2 separate regions of the Homo sapiens genome follow, and region 2 is linked to region 1. A link is an interaction called in ENCODE POLR2A ChIA-PET data of the cell type or tissue named here. Cell type or tissue: CD4-positive, alpha-beta T cell. All regions are shown on one strand. Links, peaks and the distances in the headings refer to the core of each region. The heading gives the core; the rest is flanking DNA.

What was found. ChIA-PET counts read pairs that join two places held together with the same protein. Peaks named below come from ENCODE experiments on the same cell type or tissue, not always from the same donor. Only the 100,000 strongest peaks of a DNase experiment are listed, where the experiment ranks them.
Region 2: POLR2A ChIA-PET joins it to region 1 with 6 read pairs; 12 of 35 experiments call an interaction of 5 or more read pairs at or near these places.

The regions. Positions count from the first base shown.
Region 1 is chrX:119,670,777-119,686,405 of GRCh38, forward strand. SEPTIN6 (septin 6) reads right to left here. Exons shown (of 11, transcript NM_145799.4): 2 at 4,778-4,892. Among named protein-coding and RNA genes, the nearest start is that of SEPTIN6, 15 kb to the right of the region's middle. RefSeq lists enhancers at 6,887-7,387, 14,845-15,074, 15,345-15,394, 15,425-15,474 and a silencer at 7,326-7,445. In CD4-positive, alpha-beta T cell, for the core only: no CTCF peak of the experiment used is centred there; a DNase peak (open chromatin) is centred at 8,015; H3K4me3 peaks cover 3,100 bases; H3K27ac peaks cover 4,425 bases.
Region 2 is chrX:119,801,257-119,816,885 of GRCh38, forward strand. It overlaps LOC107985694 (a long non-coding RNA gene), which reads left to right. Exons shown (of 3, transcript XR_001755949.2): 3 at 4,123-9,712. It also overlaps a transcript of UPF3B not described here. Among named protein-coding and RNA genes, the nearest start is that of RPL39, 17 kb to the left of the region's middle. RefSeq lists a silencer at 7,830-8,124 and an enhancer at 7,830-8,124. In CD4-positive, alpha-beta T cell, for the core only: no CTCF peak of the experiment used is centred there; no DNase peak of the experiment used is centred there.

The DNA.
Region 1 (15,629 bases), core at 5,374-10,373:
AAAAATACAAAATTAGCTGGGTGTGGTGGTGCACGCCCATAATCTCAGCTACTCAGGAGGCTGAGGCAGGAGAATTGCTTGAACCCGGGAGGTGGAGGTTTTGGTGCGCCAAGATCGTGCCATCGCACTCCAGCCTGGGTGACAAGAGCGAAACTCCATCTCAAAAAAAAAAAAAAATGCTCTCTCTTAGTTGCAACACACATATGTGCACAGATGTACACACATGCACACATGCATGTAGGATACCTTGCTGGATGTAGGCCTATGATCGGCAGCCCAGCACCAAGATAAACAATAGTGTGAAAAAATATCCTAGGTCTTTGTTAATAATTGAAGCTAGTGCTACCATAATTTTACACCAAAAATGCCCTATCAAGAAAAAGAAACGTTTGGGTATGGTGGCTCATGCCCATAATTCCAGGACTTTGGGAGGCCAAGTAGGGAGGACTGCTTGAGCCCAGGAGTTAGGGACCAGCCTGGGCAACATAGTGAGACCTCATCTCTACACAATAAGTTTTTTTTTTTTTTTGAGACGGAATCTCACTCTGTCACCCAGGCTGGAGTGCAGTGGCGTGACCTCCGCTCACTGTAAGCTCCGCCTCCCGGGTTCACGCCATTCTCCTGCCTCAGCCTCCTGAGTAGCTGGGACTACAGGCGCCCGCCACCACGCCTGGCTAACTTTTTTGTATTTTTAGTAGAGACGGGGTTTCACCGTGTTAGCCAGGATGGTCTCGATCTCCTGACCTCATGATCCGCCCACCTCGGCCTCCCAAAGTGCTGGGATTACAGGCGTGAGCCACCGCGCCTGGCCCTCTACACAATAATTTTAATTAAAAAAAAATTAGCCAGGCATGGTGGCATGTGCCTGTAGTCCCAGCTACTCAGGAGGCTGAGGTGGGAGGATTGCTTGAGCCTGGGAGGTTGAGGCTGCAGTAAGCTGTGATCACGCCACAGCACTCCAGCCTGGGCAATAGAACAAGACTGTGTCTCAAAAGAAAAGAAAAGAAAATACTTTGGGGAAATATATTCTATGCCCAAACAGCATCTTGTTATAACAGTCATTAAGGGAGTAAATGTACACAGGCAGTAGGCATGAACTATCATCACAAAAAGCTCTGCAAGATAAAAGATCACCTTCAGCAGCTAAGCTATGGACCCTTTGCGAAGTCAGTGACTGGATCCAGCCTCATGGCTGGGCTGACATTGCAGCTTCAGAGCTACTCTAAGCTACTTATGACCTTGGCCCAAATTGTGGGTTCTCTGAGCAAGGACAGGGTGGTGAGCACAGCAAGAGGGCAGGATGCGTGCATTGCAGGGTTTTTTGGAACAGGGGTGAAATTAACCCAGTCGGGGCTGGCCTATCCAATGGTTGCACCTGTGAGTCTAAGACAGGAGCTACAGAGGCAGCCATTTCCTGAAACTTGACAAGTGGGGAGCAAAAGAGAGTCTGTGACTCTTGAGGATGAGAGCATCTCCTTCCTACTCCTCCCCTCTTGGAGGGTCTGTGCTGGGTACTTGAGCAATTCCATCCCAGCAGGTGCAAGTGGAAGCATTTATAGCTGTACAATGTCTAGGTGGAAACTAGAGGATGGGGGATTACTATTTCTCCCATCCACTTTGCCTTGAGCTTGGCTGCCTCTGGGCCCTAGGGGAGCCTGTGCTCCACATATCAAATTACCCTACACTTCCACCCTCAGAGATCCATTTCAATTCACATGGCCTCCCTCCTAAAGCTTTACTAGCCCACCCAATCGCACTGGTTGAAAGGTTGCTTAAGGTGGATCTGTCATTTCTCTTCTCATCTCAACTTCAGTACAGGTCATATGGAGTTCTGGGAAGAATGCCAAGGGACTCTGATATGTTTGTGCTTAAATATTGTGGTAATCAAATATTATGTGAAATAAGTTGGCCATCAGCCAAAGATTGGAGCTCTTGTTAGTTAAACAGAGATTTGGCAGTGCTAACATTGGATGTGATAGTCTTTGCACTTGATGTCGATTACTGTGACTTCTAGTTATTTTACATTTTTCTCCAAATAGCACCTAATCATAACCATCAGTTAGACTTTCAGCATTTGAAGAATTAACAGCCTAGATCTGGACTCTAAGGCCCTCGATGTGTAATTCTGTGAAGCACATATTTTCTTTTTTTTAATGTACTGTTTTATTCACTAATGCCTCCAGGTATATTTCTCTCCCTATGAACAAGGACATGCATAGTAGAAGTCACATCTTAAAAATAAGTTTGAGTATAAATCTGTGGATTGAAACTGAAGCACATATTTTCATCTGATAGGTTCCAAAGTTGATGTGGGCCAGGCATAGTGGCTAATGCCTGTAATCTCAGCACTTTGGTAGGCTGAGGCAAGTGGATCGCTTGAGCTTAGGAGTTCAAGAACAGCCTGGGCAACACAGTGAGACCTCACCTCATCTCTACGAAAAAAATGAGCCCGGTCGCATGCCTGTAATCCCAGCTACTTTGGAGGCTGAGGTGGGAGGAATGCTTGAGCCTGGGAGGTTGAGGCTGCAGTGAGCCTCTGCACTCCAGCCTGGGTGACACAGGGACACTTTGTCTCAAACAACAACGACAACAAAACCAAAGTTGGTGTGTGGGAGTGAGCCATTTAGCTAGGGAGTGAGCCTAGCTTGTGGGAACAACTGCCCGTCATCTGTTGTTCTCTACTTGTCCTTGAATGTGTAGCAATTCTCTTACAAAAAGTGACCTGGAAAAGAATGCTGGGGATAGAGGAAAAAAAATGATAAAGAGCCCAAGAAAATGAATGACCTTAGTGAGAAAACAGAATTTCTAGGCTGGGCGCGGTGGCTCATGCCTGTAATCCCAGAAGTTTGGGAGGCCGAGGTGGGCGGATCACTTGAGGTCAGGAATTGAAACTCCGTCTCTACTAAAAATACAGAAATTAGCTGGGTGTGTGGCGTGCACCTATAGTCCCAGGTACTCAGGAGGCTGAGGCAGGAGAATCGCTTGAACCCGGAAGGTGGAGGTTGCAGTGAGCTGATATCACGCCACTGCACTCCAGTCTGGGTGACAGCACAAGACTCTGTCTCAAAAAAAAAAAAAAAAAAAAGAAAGAAAGAAAAGAAAAGAAAGAAAAAACAGAATTTCTGAATACATTAAAGTGTAAAATATCCAATTTAGTAGTAGTTCAGATCTACTACATGAACAAGTTCCCCATACGCTCTATACAAAAATAAAAGGCAATTAGCAAAAGTGTTTGAGTGTTTCAGCCAGTACAAAAACAGACTTTATTCTGGTATTTATATAATCATTAAGGTTCAGAAGGTCACTGGAAATATGCAGGTATGCTTTCCCGTGTTACAGGGTGAAAATTATATGCTATGATCATGTTTGCAAATTTGAGATATTTAAGATCTAAGAAGATTCTTTTTTTTTTTTTGAGACAGAGTCTTACTCTGTCGTCCAGGCTGGAGTGCAGTGGCGCGATCTGAGCTCACTGGAAGCTCTGCCTCCCAGGTTCACGCCATTCTCCTGCCTCAGCCTCCCAAGTAGCTGGGACTACAGGCGCCCGCCACCGTGCCCGGCTAATTTTGTTTTTGTATTTTTAGTAGAGACGGGGTTTCACCGTGTTAGCCAGGATGGTCTCGATCTTCTGACCTCGTGATCCACCGGCCTCGGCCTCCCAAAGTGCTGGGATTACAGGCGTGAGCCACCGTGCCCGGCCGAAGATATTCTTGAAGAAGGAACCGTTATCCCTCATATTTGTTTGATTGGTGCTCAGTGGTTTCCAAAGTGCTTTCATGTGCTCAAGAGATATTGCTGGCAGCAGTTAGAGAAGCAGGGGGAGGAACAAGGGGTCAACCAGGCCTGAGTCCTCATTATGGTGCCACTTCTTCTGTGTTGCCTCAGGTAAGTCCCTTATCCTCCCCAAGACTCTGTGTCTCCACCTGTTTCATGAGGATACAAATGCTACTTGCTCTGCTCACTTCGCAGAGTCCTGGTAATGTCCAAAAGAGCTAATGTGAGAAAGTGAAAAGTATAATGAATGGTTCCTGTGGCATTCACCCATTCATTCATTTCACAGATATTACCGCACTCTACTTGTGCTGTGATTAGCAAATAGAGGGGGCTAAGATGCAGCTCCCACTGTTGAGATTAAATGTCTAGGTAGAGGCCGGGCACAGTGGCTCACACCTGTAATCCTAGCACTTTGGGAGGCCAAGATGGGTGGATTGCTTGAGCTCAGGAGTTCAAGACCAGCCTGGGCAACATAGTGAGACCCCCATCTCAAAAAAAAAAAAGTCTAGGCAGAGAGATAGGTAAAGGGAATAAAAGAATGTTGCATACAGCTGTGTGGTGCCTGCACCCGAGCTCAAACTAAACCAAGCACAGCAAAACTACAGAGGAAACAGACCCAACCCACTGCCCACAGCTGGTGGGCAGGCGTTTTTTGTCAGCTATCCCCTCCCTCCCAATTCTGCCCTGGATCCTGTCTTCTGTAGTCAAAATGAACTCTACAGCCATACTGAGCCAGCCAGCTCCCTTACAGAATTTCCACTGGGTCTCACATAGCTCAGTTTCCCCCCAAGATATGGCCCTATACTCTGATCTGGCCAGGGGAAAAAAGTAATTACAGCCAGCTGTTTACAAAAAACAGGCAGAGAGATAAAAGAAGAGGGGAGAGACACTCTCGCAACTAAATCAGAATGACACACTATTTAACCTAATTACCTGCAAAGCCGTATCCAGCCATTAAGGATCCATATTCTGTAATAGAATTTCCTGCTATGGAAATACTCACCCACGCACAGGATGTTGAAGCAGAAGCCCTGGCTGACGGACTTATTCACCAGCTGGTCAGGCAAGCTGTCAAACCCCACATGTCCAGCCAGGGGGACAGTTCGGCAACCTTCACCCTAATTTGGAAGGAGTGAGGGAGAAAATGAAAATGTGCTTAAAAGCAGTCTGGGTCTCGCTTCTCCATCCAAATGTTCGCTGTGCAAGGAAGTCACACCCGCCCAGGCCCAGTGTGTCATCTCTTCCCTCAGCTACTCCCTGCTCCAAAGCAAAATGGCCCGTCAGCTTGGAAATCACAGATTCTTGGGGACAGGCATCCTCTAGGCTCAATAGTGAATGTCGCCACAGCTCCAGAGAAAATTACAGAGGAGCTTATTAGGGGCAGGAGAGTGGAGTCAGGGGAGGAGAATGCTGGCACCGAGATTCACAGACTCAGGTTAAATCTCCACTCAGTCATTTACAAGCTGAGTAACTTGCTGAGACTGTTTCCTTCCACATCTGCCATCTGAGATAATATGGCATATCTTAGAGGTGACTGGGAGCCTCAGAAACGCTAATACATGTAACGAGCTTAGTATATGCAGAAGTATTCAGTAAGTATTACGAAAAGGGTTTAAAAAGCAATTATTGGGCCGGGTTCAGTGGCTCACACCTGTAATCCCAGCACTTTGGGAGGCCAAGGCGGGGGGGATCACTTGAGGTCAGGAGTTCAACACCAGCCTGGCCAACGTGGCGAAACCCTGTCTCTACCAAAAAAAACAAAAATTAGCCAGGCATGGTGGTGGGTGCCTATAATCCCAGCTACTTGGGAGACTGAGGCAGGAGAATTGCTTGAACCCGGGAGGTGTAGGCTGCAGTGAGCCGAGATCACGCCACTGCACTACAGCCTGGGCAATAAGAGCGAAACTCTGTCTCAAAAAAAAAAAAAAATCAATTATTGGCTGGCGAAATGTCTCACACCTGTAATCCCAACACTTTGGGAGGCCAAGGTGGGTGGATCACTTGAGGCCAAGAGTTTGAGACCAGCCTGGGCAACACAGTGAGACAACATCTCTACAAAAAATCAAAAATTAGCTGGGCATGGTGGCATGTGCCTGTGTAGTCCCAGCTACTTGGGAGGCTGAGGCGGGAGGATTGCTTGTGTCCAGGAGGTAGAGGCTGCAGTGCGCTATGATGGCACCACTGCACTCCCGCCCAGGTGAGAGAGCAAGATCCTGTCTTAAAAAAAAAGCAATTGTTCCTCTCTCTCTAGAGCATTTTGAGGACCTACAAAGGCAGTGTAGTGTAGAGGTTAAGAGTAGAGGCTTTGAAATCTGGCAGGTGTTAGTTACAGCCCCATCTCCACCATCTCCTGGCTGTGTCACCCTCAGACAAGTTACATAAACTTCTTAAGTTTTCCCCATCCATAAAATCGGAAACTATTGAGTAGGAGTGTGAGGATTATACAGGATCATGCTCCTCAAGCCCTTAGCGTAGTGCCTAGCATGTGGTGAGCATTCAATCAGCAGTAGCTGCTGTTGTTATTCACTGTGGGGTTATCCTTACACCCCCAGCCTGAAGGGTACTGCATGGAACACTGTGGCTCCCTATGGCTACAAGAAGCTGCCTCCGTGCTTCCTCTGGGTCCCTTGACTCCCTAAGGGTCAGCCAAGCCACTCCCAGCCCTGGAAAGCAGAGGGCCTTTGCTTCGCCTGCAAGGCCCAAAGCTGCTTATAGTTAATGATTTTACAAAACAGGAGGAGACTCAAACTGGAACAGGATTCCAAGGAGCCAGGGGGAAGCATAAAAGGGGCCTGCGTGGAGCGTGGACTCAAGAAATGTGCCAAATACCAACCAACGGCCACAGGGGAGGGGAGGGGACAGGGGAGAAGGGAGCTTGAGACAGCTGAGCTAGACAAGAAGGGAGTACTATGTAAGGAGTCAGTTTCTGTTGGGTGGGGCTGCACCAAGCTTTCCATAACTAGAAAGATGCCAAGAGCAGTCCAAGAAGGGCACGGTTAGTGCCAGGAGGCCCAGCCCAGCATCACAGGCTGCACTAAGCAGGCAGCTCTTCTGTTGGGCTGGACCACCTTTTAGACTAGGTCCATAATAAGGGCACATTTTCACACTGAAAGGGGTGGGGTGTGAGGGTGGTGGAGCCTCTCAGCAGCCAACTTTGTCAGAACCGGCTCCCAGATAGCCCCTTCACACAGCTTTAGATCTCACTCCCATCGGTGTCACTAGATCCTGTGAGGGCAAGCGACAGGGCTAGTGCCGGTGAATGCCATGTGGCAAGTTCATTACCCTCACACATCTCACCCCACACCCTCCCAGTGGAGAACTCTTAACAGACAACCATATGCCATCATTCAGTGAGAGTTGGTGTATTCTCTGCCCCAGGGGGTCCCCTGAAGACACCTGAGGCTGGGTGCAGTGGCTCGCACCTGCAATCGCAGCACTTGGGGAGGCCGAAGTGGGCGGATCTCTTGAGCCCAGGAGTTTGAGACCAGACTGAGCAACAATGGCAAAACCCCATCTCAACAACAAGAAAAATACAAAAATGAGCCGGGCATGGTGTCGTGAGCCTGTGGTCTCAGCTACTCAGCAGGCTGAGGTGGGAGGATCACCTGAGCCCAGGAGGTCGAGGCTGCAGTGAGCCATGATCTCGCCATTGCACTCCAGCCTGGGTAACAGAGCAAGACACTGTCTCGGCCGGGCGCGGTGGCTCATGCCTGTAATCTCAGCACTTTGGGAGGCCGAGGTGGGCGGATCACGAGGTCAGGAGATGGAGACCATCCTGGCTAACACGGTGAAACCCCGTCTCTACTAAAAATACAAAAAATTAGCCGGGCGTGGTGGCGGGCGCCTGTAGTCCCAGCTACTCAGGAGGCTGAGGCAGGAGAATGGCGTGAACCTGGGAGGCTGAGCTTGCAGTGAGCCGAGATCGCGCCACTGCACCCAGCCTGGGCGACAGAGCGAGACTCCGTCTCAAAAAAAAAAAAATAAATAAAGACAGCTGAGCCTCATGAGTGGTTCACATCACTCAAGGCTTTGTTCTACGTTCACCCCTTTCTGCTTCTCCTTCTCATTTCCCCTTCTCTTTATTAAAGCAAACAAAGTAAGATGCAAGATTCCCACTGCTAGTTCTTGGTCCGCAACGCTGCAGGGGAGTCAGGGACATGAGAACTGATATGCTTTCTTTACGGAGCCTCCGATGTAGCAGGCATCGGAAATTGAGGTGGACTCAGAGTTGAGGTTTCCTGAGCCATTTGTTATCACCCCTGGCTGCCTCTTCCGGCCTCCAACAAATTCAGCACCATGAAGCTTCAAGTGCTCCAAAGTCAAAAGGAGAGGAAATGAATTTTCAAACTGAAGACAGTGCTGTAAAGAGCCCTAAACGGCAGAAGAAAAAATTTTCTTTTCTTTCCTTTTTTTTTGATAAGGAGTCTCTCCCTGTCTCCCAGGCTAGAGTGCAGTGGCGCGATCTCAGCTCACTGCAACTTCCGCCTCCCAGGTTCAAGCGATTCTCCTGCCTCAGCCTCCCGAGTAGCTGGGTGCCCACCACCGCACCCGGCTAATTTTTTGTATATTTTAGTAGAGATGGGGTTTTGCCATGTTGGCCAGGCTGGTCTTGAACTACTGACCTCAGGTGATCCACCCACCTTGGCCTCCCAAAGTGCTGGGATTACAGGCATGAGCCACCATGCCTGGCCCAAAAGAAATAATTTTTTAAGCCCTAAGAAGCAGAAGTATGGACTTCATTTCCTAAGCAATGGGATTTGGGGGATTTTGAGTGATTTGAGCAGGGAGGGCCATGATACAGGGAGTGTTTTTAAAAGATCACTCCAGCTGCAGGGTGTTTGCTTGATTGGATGGACAGAGAGACTAGGAGCAGGAAGACATAGGAGGAGATGACTCCAATAATGTTGAGCCAGCAGAGTGACATCCAGGCACTGTGACAATAAATGCTGGTTGGTGTGAACTGACCTGACTTGGGACTCAAAGAGAAGGAACAAATTTGAGAGATGTCTTAAGAAGGGATGAGCCTCTGCCGGGAGCAGTGGCTCACGCCTGTAATCCCAGCACTTTGGGAGGCTGAGGCAGGCGGATCACGAGGTCAGGAGTTCAAAACCAGCCTGGCCAACATGGTGAAACCCCATCTCTACTAAAAATACAAAAATTAGCCGGGCGTGGTGGCGGGAGCCTGTAATCCCAGCCACTCAGGAGGCTGAGAGGCAGGAGAATCACTTGAACCCAGGAGGCGGAGTTTGCAGTGAGCCGAGATTGCGCCACTGCACTCCAGCCAGCCTGGGGGACAGAGAGAGACTCCGTCTCAAAAATAAATACATTAATTAATTAAAAAAGAAGGGATGAGCCTCAAGGAGTGATTGGGCAGAGAGAACAATCGCAAGGGTCTAAGCCCGGGAGCTTGGATTGACAGCACCATGGAGACACATAGGAAAGCCAGGAAAAGATGCCTGTTTAATGGGGACGATGAGGAGACTGATTTTAAATTAGCTGTTACTAAAAAAATTACATTTATCAGATTTTTTATTTTGTGGAAGTAATCAATGTTCACTGTAGAAATTTTAGAACATACAGATAATAATAAAGAAGAAAATCAAAATCAACCATAATATCACTCTCCAGAGATAAACACTCTTAATTTTATTTATTTATTTATTTATTTATTTATTTATTTATTTATTTATTAGAGATGGAGTTTCTCTCTTGTTGTCCAGGCTGGAGTGCAGTGGCACAATCTCGGCCCATGGGTTCAAGCGATTCTCCTGCCTCAGCCTCCGGAGTAGCTGGGACTACAGGTGTGCACCACCACGCCCAGGTAATTTTTGTATTTTTAGTAGAGACGGGGTTTCACCTTGTTGGCCAGGCTGGTCTTGAACTCCTGACCTCAAATGATCCGGCCACCTCGGCCTCCCAAAGTGCTGGGATTACAGGAGTGAGCCACCATGCCCAGCCACTGGTGACTTTTAGAATCCTTATTTCTTTTGTATCTGTTACCCAGTGTCCAATACACCTAAATTAACTGAGGAGTTTGGGAAAGAAGGGACATAGAACCTGGTCAATGTGTTTTTCTTGCTAACTGGGATTTAAGCAGCAAACTTTTTGTCTCAATCCCTGTAGCTAAGAAAGCTTCAAAAATGTATTTGTGGCCAGGCACGATGGCTCACGCCTGTAATCCCAGCACTTTGGGAGGCCGAGGCGGGTGGATCATGAGGTCAGGAGTTTAAGACCAGCCTTGCCAACATGGTGAAACCCCGTCTCTACTAAAAATACAAAAATTGGCTGGGCGCGGTGGCAGATGCCTGTAGTCCCAGCCACTCGGGAGGCTGAGTTAGGAGAATCACCTGAACCCGGGAGGCAGAGGTTGCATTGAGCCGAGATCACGCCACTGCACTCCAGGCTGGGCGACAGAGTAAGACTCTGTCTCAAAAAAAAAAAAAAAATGTATTTGTATAGTTCCTACTTTAGGAAATCCTGTCTGGCAAACACTATGCACCCTTGCTTTGATGAATCTTATAAGATGTCAAGGTCATCATTATGAGTATCAGTCCGCATTGTTCAGAGTTAAATACGCAAAGGTAGGAAGGACAGAAGGACACAACATTGAACTGAATGTACACTGACCCCAGCACAGCCCCTGGAAGTTTCTCCCCTCCTCTCTCACTAAATCTCTGATATCTTATCTCTTTCCTCTTTCTCCTTAAGGTGGCCTGATTAATTGAGGGCCTGATTACTTTGATTGCAGTTAATTGAATGTTCCTTGACTACAATGTGCACGAGAGGAGATGGAACCGGCAACTTGGCCCAGCATGTCTGACAGTAAATCTCAAGTTTTCATCTTTAGTAGCAGGTGGTGCCATATTACCATACTGAAGGCCTGAACTGAGATGCTGGAATGGCCAAAGTCACCATTTTAAATTGCACTTCTCTCATAACCCTGCAACCTCCTCTCAGAATCTGTACAAAGATCTATTACAAGGAAATTTATTACAGCACAGTTTATAATGCTGAAAAAAAAAACCCAACCTAAATGTCCAACAATAGGAAAATATTTAACCAAATTATGGTACACGCATATTCTGGAATATTCTACATCCATTAAGAAGCATGTGGGTAGTTCTGTATGTACTGATGTGAGTATCTCCAAGACATATTATAAAACAGAAAACAGAAGTTATAGGGCGACTGTAATAAAATAGAAGAAAATGGAAGTTATTACATGACTGTAATCCCAGCATTTTGGGAGGTCGAGGCAGGTGGCTCGCTTGAGCCCAGGAGTTTGAGACCAACCTGGGCAACACAGCAGAATCCCGTCTCTACAAAAAATACAAAAATTAGCCAAGTGTGTTAGCACACACCTGTAGTCCCAGCTACCCAGGAGGCTGATGTGGGAGGATTGCTTGAGCCCGGTAGGTCGAGGATGTAGTGGGCCAAGATTGTGCCACTGCACTCCAGCCTGGGCAACAGTGAGACCCTGTCTCAAAAAAAAGAAAGAAAAAAAAAAGAAAATAGAAGTTGTAAACTATAAGCACAATATGAGCCCATATATGCCCCAGAAGCCCTGTAGATGTGTATTTGCACGTAAATGTATGTGGATGCATAGAAAGAAGACTGAAAATACAGCCACCAAACCCACAATCGTAGCTACCTCAGGGGAGGGGGATGGAAATAGGGGCTCAGTCAAGGGAGTAGTCGGTATGCTTCCCTATTGTTTGACTCTTTTATAGCACGAATGTATTCGCATGTTACCCATGTAATTTTAAAACATTTTTAATATAAGAAAGAAGAGTTCTCACTCAGCTTTGCAGCAGGGGTAATTAGGATGCAGAGAGTCTGAGAGGAGCTAAAAGGAAGGCAAAATGAAAGAGTGCTCCTGAGAACTGGGAGAGCGCCCCACTCCCCTCCCCAATTACATTTCCTGTTTTCTCCTCATCTGCAGTCACCTGTGGTTTTTAAATACGTTATACCACATTTCATATCACAGGCAGAAACACTGCTCTCTTTCTCTTCTGCCTCCTCTCCTGAGGACACACCAATTTCGTTTTTTAATTGAATATTCGTAAGGTTCATATTATCAAGAACAAGTTATGGTGGTTCCAGCTGCGCATCTTTCTCTCATTGCTGTTACTGAAAATAAAGAGTCCCTTAAGCACCCGAGTAGGCCACCTCTGTCCCCCACTCCCCTTGGCCCCTCTTCCAACCTCTGTGATAGTAAGCAAGCCGTATTTGAGGCCTCTGGGAACTGAGGGTGCATCTGTGTCAATGGAGAATTTCCCGCCTCTGTTTCAAACCAGGGTGGCTAAATTAGTAGCTGTCATTCTAAAGAATAAAAGCAAAAAGTTTGAAACTCATTGCTGATGACTAGGCTGTCCCTAAACTTTCTCCTCTGGCCATTCCCATCCAAATACTAGGAAAGCGGCCAGGTACGGTGGCTCATGCCTGTAATCCCAGCACTTTGGGAGGCCAAGGCGGGCAGATTACTTGGGGCCAGGAATTCGAAACCAGCCTGGCCAACACTGGGAAAACCCGTCTCTACTGAAAATACAAAAATTAGCCAGGCTTGGTGGCTCATGCCTGTAGTCCCAGCCAGTTGGGAGGCTGAGGCAGGAGAATCGCTTGAACGCAGGAGGCGGAGGTTGCAATGAGCTGAGATCGCACAACTGCACTCCAGTCTGGGCAACAGAGGGAGACTCTGTCTCAAAACAAACAAACAAACAACAACAACAAAAATGCTAGGAAAGAAAAGAAACACTGAAACCGGACTCTCTTCAGTCACCTACTGGTGGGCCCAAGCTCTCACACCTCCCTTTTCTCCATTTCCACTCTCAGCCCTGAACACTGATGTCTGAAAGACCGTGCAAATCTCCAAGACTATGAATCATCGGTTCAGTGATACATGATGGAATATTAAGCAGCTGAGAAAAATGTTTTCTAAGAATATTTAATGACAAAAGGAAATGCTCACCAAAGGCAAACAACAACAGGAAAACCAACCTGTATACACAGGGTCATCCCAATGATGGGGGAAAATACACATTTTTTAAAAGATTAGAAGAACACATGCCAAAATAATGTCAGTGATTTCTTTTGGGTAGAGAGGTTGTAGGTGATGTTGCTTTTCTGGGTTTTCCAAATGTTCTACAATAGGCATATTTTACTTTTATAAACAGGGAAAATGTTACTTTTTTAAAAAAGATTCTATGATGATACTTTCCTGGGTAGGAAAGTGGCCTCAGGTATTTTAGAAAAATATTGAACTACAACCAAAAAGGTGCCTGACAATTTGGGTCATCAGAGCATTTAGCTTTCAGGCAGTTTTATTGTATATAAAACATTTATTTTACCAGAAATACAATAAAACCCTATTAGTCTCCTTATTATAACTTCTTTTTTTTTTTTTTTTTGAGACAGTGTCTCACTCTGTCAACCAGGCTGGAGTGCAGTGGCGCGATCTCAGCTCACTGCAACCTCTCCCTCCTGGTTTCAAGCGATTCTCCTGCCTCAGCTTCCTGAGTAGCTGGGATTACAGGTGTGTACCACCACACCCAGCTAATTTTTGTATTTTTAGTTTAGTAGAGATGGGGTTTCACCATGTTGGCCAGGCTGGTCTAGAACTCCTGACTTCAGGTGATCCACTCGCCTCGGCCTCCCAAAGTTCTGGGAATATAGGCGTGAGCCACTGTGCCCAGCCCCCTTATTATAACTTATTATTACATATTATATATATAACTTATTGTCATACAGTATAATTTCTTATTATAATGATTCATGTGAACCAGAAGTCAAATCATATATCCTGAAACATGTAGCAAAAAGTCTTGATGAAACAATCAGGTAGCTGATAGCTTCCTCTGCTGCCTCCAATGCTGCCAAGGATGCCGCTGTATTATGTCATAAGAACCACAAAAGCACTGATAAGTTCCCAGAGGTTTTTTTTTTTTTTTTTTTTTTCTGAGATGGAGTCTCACTCTGTCTCTCTCAGGCTGGAGTGCGGTGGCACGATCTCAGCTCATTGCAACCTCCGTCTCCAGGGTTCAAGTGATTCTCCTACCTCAGCCTCCCGAGTAGCTGGGATTACAGGCGCCCACCACCACATCCAGCTAATGTTTGTATTTTTAGAAGAGACGGGGTTTTGCCATATTGGCCAGGCTGGTCTCGAACTCCTAACCTCAGGTGATCCGCCCGCCTCAGTCTCCTAAAGTGCTGGGATTACAGGTGTGAGCCCCCGCACACAGCCAAGTTCCCACAGGTTTTAAAAACAATTCTCAAATGCATCCAACACATCAAATATCAGAATGTCCCTCATGCTAATTAAGCCAGGCTAAGAGGAAACTGAGTAGTAGCAATGCCCTATCCTGGGAAAGAGAAATGTGGGGGCTGTTCTAAGGAGAAATAAGGCCTGCAAAAGCTGGCAGCACCCCCAAGGGGCCTCAGAAATGCCCTTCAGTTGGGGAGCAGTTGTGCTGAAGAAGCACAAGACAGACTATCCTTACCAGACAGAGGAGGAGGCCCATTTTTGGCAAATCCAATAGATGAAACTGATTTTAATACACAAGATAAATTCCAGAGTGGCTTTTCATTCTATAAAAGGATTCACAGCAGGATTCCATTAAGTAGCCGGCTCTTCTACTGCATTGAAAGCAGGATTCAATAGACAAACATTCAGCTGTCATGTACCTTTATAGGAAGACAATAGCTATCTACACCTACATGGACAGGCAATATCTGAAGGGTTGTTTCTGTTCCACTTACCGAGAGCCTGCTGAGCTAAAAGCATAGATCGACCTTCCCTACGACTCTCTCCCCACCCAGCTCAAGGGGTCAAAGCAGGGAAGGGGTGGGGTTCAATTCTGCCACCTCATTCGGAAGCAGACGCAGGCAAGGACCTAAAAGAAATGAGGCTGGAGAAAAAGGAAACATAAGCACCATACAATGTTAGAGCTGGAAACGCCCTTAAAGATCACCTAATCCAGCCCTTTCGTTTCACAAAAGGGGAAACAGAGACTCACAGAGAGGAAGTGACTTGGCTCACGTCACAGACTGATTTAGTGACAGAGAATAGTGCTAGGATCCAGGCCCCTGTCGAGCCAACGGCCACTCTCAAATGGAAAAGCTGACTCAAGTGGCACATGTGTTTCTTTAGACTGGTAAAATTCCGGGACATTGAGCTTCTGGCTTGATGCTGGTCAGGGGCAGAAGGGTCAAGGAACCGAATCTGGAAACCCGTGAGCTCCCCAAGGTGGTTCTGGCCCACAGAAGGCAACTGAAGCAGTCAATGCGGTGGAAGGCACTCATTGTGTGTTCCTGCTCTCTACTCACTTCCCCACTTTTTCCTCCTGTTTCCCTCTCTTTTGACTGCGGCCTAAGTCTCAGCCTGGCCAGCTGCCCAGTTCTGCTGAAGAACCCCAAGACTAACACAAGCCTAAGTCTAGGTCAAATATCCCCACCTCAGGCCAGGGGTGACCCTTGCTCAGGGTGAGTGAAACTTTCCCACAAAAGCCAGCCAGATTCCCTGGAAGCCAGACAATTGAAAGAGAGTTTTCTAGGTGTTCTGGCTATTGTTACCTCCAATCTGCTAAAAAAGAAAAGGTTTACCCACAGGCCTCTGGGTGAATGCCCAACTGCCCTCTGGGGAGCCTGAATTTGCCTCTGCCTCCATCTGGTCTTGTTTAATGGGGATCTGAAAAAAACCCAGTTCCTGCCTCAGCGCCAGTGTTCAGAGCTGGGGGCCTCCAATGTGAAAGGAAACCGAACACGACCTCACACCTCATCAGGGCCAGGAAAACAGAGTTCTGCCCCGTTACCCCAGGGCCTTCATTCCGGGTCAGAGAGGGCCATGGCAGGGGAAACCT
Region 2 (15,629 bases), core at 5,658-10,657, 130 kb after region 1:
GAGACACAATATGTAGCCTTTTGTGTCTGCTTTCTTTCACTTAGCATAATGTTTTCAAGGTTCATCCATGTTGTAGCATGAATCAGTATTTCATTTTTTTTAGAAGTGGGGTCTCACTATATTGCCCAGGCTGGTCTTGAACTCCTGAGCTCAAGCAATCATCCCACCTTGGCCTCCCAAAGTGCTAGAATTACAGGTGTGAGGCACTGTGCCAGGCCAACATTTTTTATTTTTTTTAATAGAGACAGGGTCTCACTATGTTGCCCAGGCTAGTCTCGAACTCCTAAGTTCAAGTGATGCTCCCACCTCAGCCTCCCAAATGCTAGGATTACCTGGAAGAGCTCTCATGCCCGGCTCATTTTTCTTTCTCTTTCTCTTTCTTTTTTTTTCTTTCTTTCTTTCCTTTCTCCTTTTTTTCTTTCTTTCCTTCCTTCTTTCCTTCTTTCCTTTCCTTCCTTCTTTCCTTCCTTCCTCCCTCCCTCTTCTCTCTCCCTCCTTTCCTTCCTTTTTTCCTTCCTTCCTTCTTTCATTCCTCCCTCCCTCCCTCTCTCCTTCCCTCTTTCCTTCCTCCTTCCCTCCCTCTCACTCTTTTCCTTGCTTCCTTTTCTTTCTCTTTTTCTTTTTCTTTCTCTCTCTTTCTCTTTCCCTCCCTCCCTCCTTCTCTTTCCCTCCCTCCCTCCTTCTTTCTTTTTTCTTTCTCCTTCCTTCTTTCCTTATTTCCTTTTCCTTCCTTCCTTCTTCTCTTTCCCTTCCTTTCTCCCTCCCTCCCTTTTCTTTCTCTTTTCTTTCCTTCCTTTCTCTTTCTCCTTCCTTCCTCCTCCTTTTTCTCTTTCTCCCTTTCTCTCCTTCCTTCCTTCTTTCCTTTTTTCCTTCCTTCCTTTCTTCCCTCCCTCCCTCCCTCCCTTTTCTTTCTTTCCCTTCCTCCCTCCCTCCCTTTCTTTCCTCTTTTCTTTCTTTTTCCTTCCTTCCTTCCTTTCCATTTTTTTCCTCCTTCCTTTCTTTCTTCTTGACAGAGTCTTGCTCTCTTGCCCAGGCTGGAGTGCACTGGTGTGATCTTGGCTCACTGCAACCTCTGCCTCCTGGGTTCAAGCAATTCTCCTGACACAGCCTCCTGAGTAGCTGGGACCACAGGCTTGTGCCAACACGCCTGGCTGACTTTTGTATTTTTAATATTTTTTCTTTTTTTTTTTTTTTGGTGTTTATTTTTTTGAGACAGAGTCTCAGTCTGTCACCCAGGCAGCAGTGCAGTGGCGCGATCTTGGCTCACTGCAACCTCCATCTCTCAGGTTCAAGCAATTCTCCTGCCTCAGCCTCCCAAGTAGCTTGGATTGCAGATGTGCACTACCACGCCCGGCTAATTTTTGTATTTTTAGTAGGGGTGGGGTTTCACCATGTTGGCCAAGCTGGTCTTGAAGTCCTGACCTCAAGTGATCCTCCCGCCTCGGCCTCCCGAAGTGCTGGCATTTCAAGCATGAGCCACCACGCCCAGCCGTATTTTTAGTGGCCAACCTTGCTGGCCACTCCTCCTCCTTGAAACACTTTTCTCTTGGATTAAGTAACACCGGAGTCTTCTGGTATTTCTCCTACTCTGGCTATTCTTTCTGTCTTTGTAGATACATTTCCTTACCTCTGTGTAATGTTAAGAGTTCTTTAAGGCTGGGCCCTAGGTCTGCTTCTGTTCCTACTTCACTCTCTCCCCATAAAGTGACAGAATCCATGGTCATGACTTCAATGGACCCCTAAAAATGGATGAATTCCAAATCCATACATCCATTTCCCACCTGCCATTCACCCCTCACTATAACATGGTTTCTATCTCTTTTAGGTCATCAGTTTCATTAGTTCACTAATGAAATCACGACTGCCAAATCCAATGAACACTTCCATTTCTTGTCTTCCTTAATCTCTCTGTGGCATGGGACAATGTCAGCCAATCTCCTTCTTGAAATTTTCCCTTCCCTTAATCCTCTCGCCCATCTGACAGTCATTCACTTTCAATCATTTTTGGTGGCTCTTGTACCTCCCTCTTGGGCTACTTGTTTCTAAAAGCTGAGGAAACAAAGTTATTTAGAAAGTAAAGGCAAAGTGATGCCATGTTAGGAAGGGCTGGCAGAATGAATGAAAATCAGGCAAAAGCTCAAGGATGTTGTCTAAACATTTTGTTCTTAAGGGACCAGAATAGTTGATGTGGTTTGGATATTTGTCCCCACCCAAATCTCATGGAAATATAATCCCCAGTGTTGTAGGTGGGGCCTGGTGGGGTGTTGGGGTTATGGGGCAGATCCCTCATGGCTTGGTGCTGTCCTCTCCATAGTGAGTTTTACAGAGCTGGTTGTTGTAAAGTGTGGCACCTCCTCCCCGCACTCACTCTCTTGCTCACTCTGTGATGTGGGATGTCTTCTGCTTCACTTTCCACCATGAGTAAAAGCTCCCTGAGGCTTTCCCAAAACTCGAGCAGATACCAGTGCCACACTTCCTGTACAGCCTGCAGAACTGGGAGCCAATTAAATCTCTTTTCTTATAAATTATCCAGTCTCAGGTATTTATTTATTTATTTATTTATTTATTTTTCTGAGGCAGAGTCTCATTCTGTTGCCCAGGCTGGAGTGCAGTGGTGTGATCTCGGCTCATTGCAGCCTCCACCTTCCTGGGTTCAAGTGATTCTCCTGCCTCAGCCTCCTGAGCAGCTGGGATTACAGGCACCTGCCACCATGCCTGGCTAATTTTTGTATTTTTAGTAGAGATGGGGTTTCATCATTTTGGCCAGGCTGGTCTCAAACTCCTGACCTCAAGTGATCCGCCCATCTCAGCCTTCCAAAGTGTTGGGATTACAGGCGGGAGCCACTGCACCTGGCCAGGTATTTTTTTTTTTTCTTTTTTTGAGATGGAGTCTCACTCTGTCACCCAGACTGGAGTACAGTGGCACAATCTCGGCTCACTGCAACCTCCACCTCCCTGGTTCAAGTGATTCTTCTGCCTCCGCCTTCTGAGTAGCTGGGGACTACAGGCGTGTGCCACCACGCCCAGCTAATTTTTTGTATTTTTAGTAGAGATGTGGTTTCACCATGTTGGCCAGGCTGGTCTCAAACTCCTAACCTCGTGATCCACCCACCTCAGCCTCCCAAAATGCTGGGATTACAGGCATATGCCACTGCCCCCAGCCCCGGCCAGGTATTTCTTTATAATAATGTAAGAACAGCCTGTATTAGTTCGTTTTCACACTGCTGATAAAGACATACCCGAGGCCAGGAGTGGTGGCTCATGCCTGTAATCCCAGCACTTTGGGAGGCCGAGGCAGTGGATCACCTGAGGTCGGGAGTTCAAGACCAGCCTGGCCAACATGGTGAATTCCCATCTCTACTAAAAATACGAAATTTAGCCAGGCACGGTGGCGGATGGCTGTAATCTCAGCTACTAGGGAGGCTGAGGCAGGAGAATTGCTTGAATCTGGGAGGTGGAGGTTTCAGTGAGTTGAGATCACGCCACTGCACTCCAGCCTGGGTGACAGAGTAAGACCTTGTCTCAAAAAAAAAAAAAAAAAAAAAAAAAGACATACCCGAAACTGGGATGGAAAAGAGGCTTTAATGGACTCACAGTTCCACATGGGTAGGGAGGCCCCACAATTATGGCAGAAGGCAAGGAGGAGCAAGTCATGTCTTACATGGATGGCAGCAGGACAAAAAGAGCTTGTGCCGGGGAACTCCTCTTTATGAAACCATCAGATCTTGTGAGACTTCTTCACTATCATGGGAACAGCACAGGAAAGACCTGCCCCATTATTCAATTACCTCTCACTGGGTCCCTCACACAACATGTAGGAATTCAAGATGAGATGTGGGTGGGGGCACAGCCAAAAAACATCAGGCCTAATATAGGAGTGAACCATGAACTGATTTTTCCCTGGTAGACAAAACAAAGGCATGCCAGTGAAAGCAGAAACTAATATCATTCATGCACTTTTGAAATTCTCCAGAGGTTAATTCAGTATCAAAAATTTAATTTCTCAAATATAACAGCTATTTAGTGAAGTTAATAAACACACTTAGCTTCATACTTGAATGTTGTTACTATTTATTGACATCAAAACAAAACAAGCTGAGACTAAAAGTTGCTATTTAACAGGAACAGACATTGATGCAGTTTCCTTCCTGGAGAGGGTACACACTCAGATCATGAGACCTAAGATAAAACACACACTGGATTGTCAAGAATCAAACAAGGACTACCAATGGGATCTAATTAAACTAAAGAGCTTCTGCACAGCAAAAGAAACTACCATCAGGGTGAACAGGCAACCTACAAAATGGGAGAAAATTTTCGCAACCTACTCATCTGACGAAGGGCTAATATCCAGAATCTACAATGACCTCAAATAAATTTACAAGAAAAAACAACCCCATCAAAAAGTGGGCTAAGGACATGAACAGACACTTCTCAAAAGAAGACATTTATGCAGCCAAAAAACACATGAAAAAATGCTCATCATCCCTGGCCATCAGAGAAATGCAAATCAAAACCACAATGAGATACCATCTCACACCAGTTAGAATGGCAATCATTAAAAAGTCAGGAAACAACAGGTGCTGGAGAGGATGTGGAGAAATAGGAACACTTTTACACTGTTGGTGGGACTGTAAACTAGTTCAACCATTGTGGAAGTCAGTGTGGCGATTCCTCAGGGATCTAGAACTAGAAATACCATTTGACCCAGCCATCCCATTACTGGGTATATACCCAAAGGACTATAAATCATGCTGCTATAAAGACACATGCACACGTATGTTTACTGCGGCATTATTCACAATAGCAAAGACTTGGAACCAACCCAAATGTCCAACAATGATAGACTGGATTAAGAAAATGTGGCACATATACACCATGGAATACTATGCAGCCATAAAAAATGATGAGTTCATGTCCTTTGTAGGGACATGGATGAAACTGGAAATCATCATTCTCAGTAAACTATTGCAAGAACAAAAAACCAAACACCGCATATTCTCACTCATAGGTGGGAATTGAACAATGAGATCACATGGACACAGGAAGGGGAATATCACACTCTGGGGACTGTGGTGGGGTTGGGGGAGGGGGGAGGGATAGCATTGGGAGATATACCTAATGCTAGATGACGAGTTAGTGGGTGCAGCACACCAGCATGGCACATGTATACATATGTAACTAACCTGCACAATGTGCACATGTACCCTAAAACTTAAAGTATAATAAAAAATAAAAAAAGCTGAAGATAAAAGCAGATGTTTGAAAATATTCTTCATGCTAAGCTCATGTAAGCAAACAAAAAACTAAAAGTAATCCTTAAACTTTAGGACATTAGATGCAGAAGTAACATGACTATTTAAATTTTGGCACCAACAAAAGTTTGTTCTATCCTTCACTGTACTTATACTACAAGGACATGCTTGTTGCTTCTACACTTCCCAAAGTCAACAGTTATCATCAACAATGCAATAAAACTAGATTGGAATGGACGGGCACGGTGGCTCATACCTGTAATCCCAGCACTTTGGAAGGCCGAAGCGGGGGGAATCACCTGAGGTCAGGAGTTCAAGACCAGCGTGGCCAACGTGGTGAAACCCCATGTCTACTAAAAATACAAAAATTAGCCAGGCAAGGTGGCGGGCACCTGTAATCCCAGCTACTCGGGAGGCTGAGGCAGGAGAATCAGTTGAACCCAGGAGGTGGAGGTTGCAGTGAACCGACATTGAGCCACTGTACTCCAGGCTGGGCAACAGGGTGAGACCCTGTCTAAAAAAAAAAAAAAAAAAAAAAAAGAAAAAAAAAAAAGAAAATTCAACTCGGGATGAACAACAGCTTTTGATTTTAGAACCAGCTCTTACTTTTCTCTCGTGTCATACGTAATGAAGTCCTCACTTGACATTTCCCTGCAAATTGCAATGCATGTCCTCACCATCAGCTTTTTCTGACACTAAAATTAATTTGTATAAATTGCAAAAGCAATGAAATTGTACTTCCAATTCTGAACCTCTGATCAGATTCCTGCTTTGACACAAGACTTACTCCTCTGCAGTGTACCCCACCAGCACAACCACCCCCTTTCTCTCTATTCTTTGCCCTGAAGGCACTTCTGGATTGCTTAACGTGTGCTCTTTGGCTGCCTAGACAGTCAGTACACCTAAGGCCATCTGGACTTAACACTCCCTTCCTCCTTCTTTTCTATGGTTAATATCACTTTCCTGCTTTCTTTCTACTGCTGAATCTCCAGATTGGTGCTGCCATCTTGCCACCAGAATCGACCTGGGCTTCGAGCTCCTGGATGGTAAAGCTTCATCCCTGGATGATCCTGAAGTATAATGAAATATGTTACTGTTAGAACAATGCTAATATGCTTTAAATGGGATTATCAGGTCATATCTTATATATATTAATATATACTAAAGCTCAGTAATTTAAGACCAAAAATGTGAGGGCATGGTAAATGACAACTTGCCCATTTCCTCTCTCCATCTCCAAAGAAAAGCAACCATTTTATAATTATTATTTTATAAGCCTGGTTCAGTTTCTTTTTTTTCAGAGATATCATCTCACTGTGTCACCCAGGCTGAAGTGCAAGTGGCACAATTGCAGCTCACTGCAGCCTCGACATTCCAGACTCAAGCGATCCTCCCACCTCAGCTCCCTAGTAGCTGGGATTGCAGGCAGGTGCAACCACACTGGGCTAAGTTTTTAAATTTTTAGTAGAGAGGGGGTCTCCCTATGTTATCCAGGCGGGTCTTGAACTCCTGAAGTTAAGTGATCCTCCCGCCTTGGCCTCCGAAATGCTAGGAGACGGGGTTTCGCCATGTAGGCCCAGCTCGTCTCCAACTGCTGACCTCAAGTTATCTGCCTGCCTCAGCCTCCCAAAGTGCTGGGCTTATAGGGATGAGCCACCGTGCCTGGCCTATAGTTATTAAGGACATGAAATTATGCTTTATGAGGAAGTGGTCCTCACCCCCACTGCCTACAACACAAGAAAGGAGAGGAAGGGAGCAAACTAGAAGAAGAAAGGTGGTATTGGGGGAAAGGATATCAATTAAAGATGGATTTTAAAAATTGCTTCGCAGGAGGGAGGGCCCTCCTGTGGTTTCACTGGTTGATCTGGCTGAGGGATTTTCTCCAGCGACACTTGCAGCTTAGGGGCAAGAGGCTCCCACAACACCCTGTGCTACCTCGACCCTTCTGACATTGTGCATCATGATCTGATTATTGCTATTTGCCTCTTGCCAATATTGAACCATGAGTTCAACACAGACAAGGACTTATTTTAATCCTTGACCCCAGGGCCGGGCACACAGTCAGTGATTGGTACATGTTTGCTAAATGAATGAGCAAATGGAAGAAATTGAAGAGGGTGGGGTGGGGACGTGTGGTTTATCCAGAGCTGGACAGGCAAGGCAAGTAGAACAGAAGAGGGAGGTGCTGACGTGAAAACGGCCTTGAGATGGCTGGCAACAGGCTAGACAAAGAGGCAAGGGATGTCAGCTCATGCCTGGTGGTTCAGGAGAATGGCTTCTCTTAAGGCCAACTCCTCTAACCTCTATCTTGGCTTCCATTTTCACCTGCCTTTGCAGGAAGCCTACAGTATTAGTAGTCTCTTTCTCTTGGGTATTCATTCTTTTAGAGCTTTCCTTTTGGCTTCTAAACTTACTTTCTCATATTTAAAATAATGCTTCATTAACACCATTAACCTATGTATCTCAATTTCTTTCACAGCTGTGTTAGTCTGTTTTCACAGTGGTAGAAAGAAATACCCGAGACTGGGTAGTATATAAAGAGAAGAGATTTAATTGACTCACAGTTTCGAATGGCTCGGGAGGCCTCAGGAAATTTAAAATTATGGCAGAAGGTGAAGCAGGCATGCCTTACATGACAGCAGGCGAGAGGTGAATTGCGAGTATAGGAAAAACTGCCACTTTTAAGACCATCAGATCTGGTGTGACTCACTCATTATCAGGAGAACAGCATGAGGGAAACCAGCCTCCTAATCCAATCACCTCCCACCAACTTCCTCCCTTGACACATAAGGATTACAATTCAAGATAAGATTTGGGTGGGGACACAGAGCCCAACCATATCAACAGCCATATGAGAAGTCTTCAAAAAGTCCATGGAAAATGTGTATTATCAAGAAACTGTGCATGGATTGCAAAATCTTTTTGAGGGCTGGGCATGGTGACTCACCCCTGTAATCCCAGCACTTTGGGAAGCTGAGACTGGTGGATCACTTGAGGTCAGGAGTTTGATACCAGCCTGGCCAACATGGTGAAACCTCGTCTCTACTAAAAAACAGAAAAATTAGCCAGGTGTGGTGGTTCACACTTGTATTCTCAGCTACTCAGGAGGCTGAGGGAGGAGAATAGCTTGAACTGGGGAGGTGAGGTTGCAATGAGCTGAGATCGCGCCACAGCACTGCAGCCTGGGCGACAGAGTGAGACTCCATCTCAAAAACAAAATCTTTTTGCACCAAAACAAACTGGTACTAACGCATTATAAAATGTCTCAACAGGATCTAGTTTGAGTCATTAAAAAGGAGAAGTCATCAGTTTGAAAAGAGCTACAATCAGAGCAAAATGAATTCTGCTAAAATTGAAGGAACAACAAACGTCAAATTTAGGGTGAGGTTAGGGTGGAAGAATGGTAAAATCACTGATGCTTTACCAAAAGTTTATGGGGACAATGCACCTAAATAAATCAGCAGTTTATAAAAATAGTTAATTTGTAAGAAAGGACAAGACGATGCTGAAGATGAAGCCTGCAGCAGCAGGTCATCCACATCAATTTGTGAGAAAAAAAATTTATCTTCTTTGTGCCCTAATTTGGAAGGACCAACGATTAACAGCAGAAACAACAGTCAACACCATAGACATCACAATTGGTTCAGCTTACAGAATTCTGACTGAAAAATCAAAAGTTGAGCAAACTTTCCACTTGATGGGTGCCAAAACCAGATCAGCTGCAAAGAACAGAGCTTTCAATGGAAATTTTAAACAAGTAGGCTCTATTGGTTGCTACAAAATTAATTGCAGTTTTTGCCATTGAAAGACATGTCAAAAACCGCAATTACTTTTGCCCCAACCAATAGATCATGAAGCATCTATTGGGAAAGTGTAACAGGAGGTGAAATGTGGCTTTCCAACTATGGAGACAAAGTACAATCGAAGTAATGGCTCCGAAGATGTGGAAGTGGTCCAGTCAAAGCAAAAGTGGTCTGGTCAAGAGCAAAGGTCATGGAAATAGTTTTTTGAGCTGCTTGAGAAATTTTGCTTGTTGACTTTCTGGAGGGCCAAAGAAAAATAACATCTGCTTATTATGAGAGTGTTTTGAGAAAGCCAAAGCTTTAGCAGAAAAATGCCCAGGAAAACTTCACCAGAGAGTCCTTTTCTATCACAGCAAAGGTTCTGCTCACGCCTCTCATCAAACGGGAAATTTTGAGAGAGTTTCAATGGGAAACCAGTAGGCATTCACCCTACAGTTGGTATTTAGCTCCTTCCAACTTCTTTTGGTTTCCTAATGATAAAAAATCTGTAAAGGGTACCATTTTTTTTCCAGTTAATAATGTAAAAAAGATTGCATTGATGTAAATTCCCAGGAACTCCAATTCTTTGGGGATGGATAAAATGGCTAGTATCTAAGTGCTGTGAGCAAGAGACAAAAATAAATAAATAAATGGCTAATATCATTGCCTACAAAAGTGTCAAAGTTTCTTGACCTTGGTGGATCTTATAAGTTTATATTTTTTATCTTTTACGTCTATTTTCCACAAACTTTTTTTTTTTTTTGAGACAGAGTCTGGCTCTGTCACCCAGGCTGGAGTGCAGTGACGTGATCTCCGCTCACTGCAACCTCCGCCTCCCGGGTTCAAGCGATTCTCCTGCCTGAGCCTCCTGAGTAGTTTGTACTACAGGTACGCGACACAACACACAGCAATTTTTTTTTCTATTTTTTTAGTAGAGGTGGGGTTTTGCCGTGTTGGCCAGGCTGGTCTTGAACTCCTGACCTCAGGTGGTCCACCTGCTTCGGCCTCCCAAAATGCTGGGATTACAGGAGTGAGTTACTGCACCCATCATCTGTTCTTTTAAAAATCCATGGCCGGGTGCGGTGGCTCACACCTGTAATCCCAGCACTTTGGGAGGCCGAGGTGGATGAATCACAAGGTCAAGAGATCATAGACCATCCTCGCCAACATGGTGAAACCCCGTCTCTACTAAAAATACAAAAATTAGCTGGGCTTGGTGTCACGTGCTTGAAGTTCCAGCTACTCGGGAGGCTGAGGCAGGAGAATCACTTGAACCCCGGAGGCAGAGGTTGCAGTGGGCAAAGATCGTGCTGCTGCACTCCAGTCTGGTGACAGAGTGAGACTCAGTCTCAAAAAAAAAAAAAAAAAATCCCTCAGGCTGGACACGGTGGCTCATACCTGTAATCCCAGCACTTTGCGAGGCTAAGGTGGGCGGATTGCTTGAGCCCAAGAGTTTGAGATCAGCCTGGGCAACATGGGAAAACCCTGTCTTGACAAAAAATACAAAAGTTAGCTGGGCATGGTGGCCTATGCCTATATTCCCAGCTACTCAGGAGGCTGATGTGGGAGGATCAACTGAACCCAGAAGGTCAAGGCTGCAGTGAGCCGTGATTGTGCCATGGCACTCCAGTGGTGGTGACAGACAGAAACCTTACCTCAAAAGAAAAAAAAAAATCCAGGCTGGGCCCAGTGGCTCATGCCTGTAATCTCAGCCCATTGGGAGGTTTAGGTGTGCACATCACTTGAGGTGAGGAATTGGAGACCAGCCTGGCCAACATGGTGAAACCCTGTCTCTACAAAAAATACAAAAATTAGCCATGTGTGGTGCCAGGCATCTGCAATCCAGCTACTTGGGAGGCAGAGGAAGGAGAATTTCTTCAACTCAGGAGGTGGAGGTTGCAGTGAGCCAAGATGGCACCACTGCACTACAGCCTGGGTGACAGAGCAAGACTCTGTCTTAAAAAAAAAAGAAAAAAATCCACCTAGGAACTAATTGCAAGCCATGATTCTTTCTGATAATTACATATTTATATGTTCAGGAGAATGTGAAGGAGGCCTCAGAGTAGAACTAAGGGTCCAGAAACTTTTGAAGATCCCTCGTACTTCCCTAAAAAGTTGTATATATCTTTTCCATTCTCAACCCAATCTGGCTTCCCTGCCCCATAATTCTAGGGCATCAGTGATTTGCAAGTCACTGAATGCCATGGCTTTTGTCAGGCATCATAATTGACCATTCAGCGGCATCCAACCCTGCTGGCCACTCCTCTTCCTTGAAACACTTTTCTCTTAGATTAAGTAACCCAGAGTCTTCTGGTTTTTCTCCTACTCTCTGGCTAGTCCTTCTCTGTTTTTGTAGATACATTTCTTTACCTCTATGTAATGTTAGTTTTTCGAGGTTGGGCCCTAGGTCTGCTTCTGTTCTTACTTCACTCTCCCTCTTAAGTAACAGAATCAATGGCCATGACTTCAATGACCACCTAAAAAGAGATGAATTCCAAACATACATCCATTTCCCACCTGCCATTCACCCCTCACTGTAACATGGTTTCTGTCTCTTTTAGGTCATCAGTTTCATTAGTTCACTAATGAAATCACGACTGCCAAATCCAGTGAACACTTCCATTTCTTGTCTTCCTTAGCCTCTCTGTGGCACGGGACATTGTCAGCCAATCTCCTTCTAGAAATTTTCCCTTCCTTTAGTACTCTTGCCCAGTTGACAATCATTTACTTTCAGTCATTATTGGTGGCTCTTGTACCTGCCTCTTTGGCTATTTGTTTCTAAAAGCTGGGAAAACATAAAGTGGTGATTAAGAAAGTAAAGGCGAACTGATGCCACGTCAGGAAGGGCTGGCAGAATGAATGAAAATCAGGCAAAAGCTCAAGGATGTTGTCTAACATTTTGTTCTTATGGGACAAGAATAGTGGATGTAGTTTGGATATTTGTCCCCACCCAAATCTCATGGAAATATAATCCCCAGTGTTGTAGGTGGGTCCTGGTGGGGTGTTGGGGTTATGGGGCGGATCCCTCATGGCTTGGTGCTGTCCTCTCCATAGTGAGTTCTTACAGAGCTGGTTGTTGTAAAGTGTGGCACCTCCTCCCCGCACTCACTCTCTTGCTCACTCTGTGATGTGAGATGGCTGCTCCTGCTTTACCTTCCGCTATGAGTAAAAGCTCCCTGAGGCCTCCCAGAAGCTGAGCAATGTGAGATTCCCGACTTGTACAGCCTGCAGAACTATAAGCCAATTAAACCTCTTTTATTTTTTTCTTTTCTTTTTTTTTTTTTTTGAGATGGAGTCTCGCTCTGTCACCCAGGCTGGAGTGCAGTGGTGCTATCTTGGCTCACTGCAACTTCTGCCTCCTGGGTTCAAGCGATTCTCCTGCCTCGGCCTCCCGAGTAGCTTGGATTACAGGAGCGTGCCACCATGCCCGGTTAATTTTTTTGTATTTTTAGTAGAGACAGGGTTTCACCATGTTGGCCAGGCTGGTCTCAAACTCCTGACATCAAGTGGTCATCCCACCTCAGCCTCACAAAGTGCTGGGATTACAGGCATGAGCCACCGTGCCTGGCCAAACTTCTTTTCTTATCAATTACCCAGTCTCAGGTGTTTCTTTTTAGCAGTGCAAGAATGGTCTAATACAGGAGTGAACCATGAACTGATCGTTCTCTGGTGGACAAAACAAAGGCATGCTAGCGAAGGCAGAAACTAATATCATTCATCTGCTTTCCAAACTCCAAAGAGGTTAATTCAGTATCAAAAAATTAATTTCTCAAAATTCACAGCTGTTTGCTAAAGTTACTCACTACACTTAACTTCATACTTGAATGCTGTTACTATTTATTGACATCAAAACAAAACAAGCTGAGACTAAAAGTTGCTATTTAACAGGAATAGACATCGGTGCAGTTTCCTTCCTGGAGAGGGTAGGCACTCAGATCATGAGACCTAAGATCAAACAAACTAGATTGTCAAGAATCCAACAAGGACTACATTTTACCTCTTAATAAAAAAAATGCTGGAGACAAAACAAGATGTTTAAAAATATTCTTCATGCCAAGCTTAGATAAGCAAATAAAAAACTAAAACTAATCCTAAAACTTGAGGATATTGGATACGGAAGTAACATGACTATTTAAATGTTTGCATCAATGAAAGTTTGTTCTATTCTTCCCTGTACTTGTACTACAAGGACATGCTTGTTGCTTCTATACTACCCAAAGTCAACAGTTATCATCAACAATTCAGTAGAAATAGATCAGAACAAGACTTCAAAGCGACTCTGCTCCACCAAAATTTAGAAACTCAATTTGGGATGAACAAAAGCTTTTGATTTTAGAACCAGCTCTTACTTTTCTCTCATGTCATATGTGATGAAGTCCTCACTTGACATTTCCCCCTGCAAATTGCAATGCATGTCCTTGCCATCATCTTTTTCTGACACTTTAATTTATAGAAATTGCAAAAGCAATGAAATTGTACTTCCAATTCTGAACCTCTGATCAGATTCCTGCTTTGAGGCAAAACTTACTCCTCTGCTGCACACTCCTCTACTCTTTTCTTTCTTTCTTTTTTTTTTTTTTTTTTTTTTTTGAGATGGAGTCTTACTCTGTTGCCCAGGCTGGAGTGCAGTGGCAAGATCACGGCTTACTGCAACCTCCGCCTCCTGAGTTCAAGCGATTCTCCTGCCTCAGCCTCCCGAGTACCTGGGACTACAGGCACCTGGCACCACGCCTGGCTAGTTCTTGTATTTTCAGTAGAGATGGGGTTTCACCATGTTGACCAGGCTGGTCTCAAACTCCTGACCTCAGGTAATCCACCCGCCTCGGCCTCCCAAGGTGCTGGGATTACAGGCGTGAACCATCACACCCAGCCTCTCCTCTTCTTTTGTATGGCTAATACAACTTTCCTGCTTTCTTTCTACTGCTGAATCTCCAGACTTGGTTATGTCATCAGGGTGCGAGAGTCGACCTTGGCTTCGAGCTCCTGGATGGTAACGCTGCATCCCTGGATGATTCTGAAGTACAATGAAATATGTTACTGTTACAACAATGCTGCTAAGCTTTTACGTGGGATTTTCAAGTCATAACTTATATATTAATATATACTAAAGTCCAGTCATTTAAGACCAAAAATGTGAAGGCATGGTAAATGACAACTTGCCCACTTCCTCTCTCCATTTCCAAAGAAAAGCAACCATTTCCTAATTATTATTTTATAAGCCTGGTACAACTTATTTTTCTTAGAGACATGGTCTCATTTTGTCACTCAGGCTGAAGTGCAAATGGCAAGATTGCAGCTCACAACAGCCTTGACATTCCAGACTCCAGCCATCCTCCCACCTCAGCTTCCTAGTAGCTGGAATTGCAGGCACGCTCTACCACACTGGGCTAAGTTTTAAAATTTTTAATAGAGATGGGGTCTCCCTATGTTATCCGGGCTGGCTTTGAACTCCTGAAGTTAAATGATTCTGCCACCTTGGCCTCCCAAATGCTAGGATTGCCTGCATAGACGAAGTTTCGCTCTGGTTGTCCAGGTTGGAGTGCAGTAGTGCAATCTCGGCTCACTGTAACCTCTGCCTCCCGGGTTCAAGCGATTCTCCTGCCTTAGTCTGCTGAGTAGCTGGGACTACAGGTGCACACCACCAAGCCCGGCTAATTTTTGTATTTTTAGTAGAGACGGGGTTTCACCACGTAGGCCAGGTTCATCTCCAACTGCTGACCTCAAGTGATCCACCTGCCTCGGCCTCCCAAAGTGCTGGGATTACAGGCATGAGCCACCATGCCTGGCCTATAGTTATTAAGGACATGAAATTATGCTTTATGAGGAAGTGGTCCTCACCCCCCTTGCCTGCAACACAAGAAAGGAGAGCAAGGGAGCAAAGTAGAAGAAAGGTGGCACTGGGGAAAGGATATCAATTCAAGACTGATGGTAAAAATTGCTTAGCAGGAGTGAAGGCTCTCCTGTGGTTTCACCAATTGATCTGCTTGAGGGATTTTCTCCAGCGACACTTGCAGCTTAGGGGCAAGAGGCTCCCACAACACCCTGTGCTACCGCGACCCTTCTGACATTGTGCATCATGATCTGATTATTGCTATTTGCCTCTTGCCAACACTGAAACATGAGTTCCACGTGCACAAGGACTTATTTGAATCCCTGACCCCAGGGCCTGGCACACAGTCAGTGATTGGTACATGTTTGCTAAATGAATGAGCAAATGGAAGAAATTGAAGAGGGTGGGGTGGGGATGGGTGATTTATCCAGAGCTGGACAGGCCAGGCAAGTAGAACAGAAGAGGGAGGTGCTGACATGAAAACAGGCTAGACAAAGAGGCAAGGATGTCAACTCATGCCTGGGGGTTCAGGAGTGTTGCTTCTCCTAAGGCCAACTCCTCTAACCTCTACCTTGGCTTCCATTTTCACCTGCCTTTGCAGGAAGCCTACAGTATTCGTTGTCTCTTTCTCTTGAGTATTCATCCTTGTAGAGCTTACCTTTTGGCTTCTAAACTTACTTACTTTCTCATATTTAAAATAAAGCTTCATTAACACCATTAACCTATGTATCTCCATTTCTTTCACAGCTATATTAATTGGTT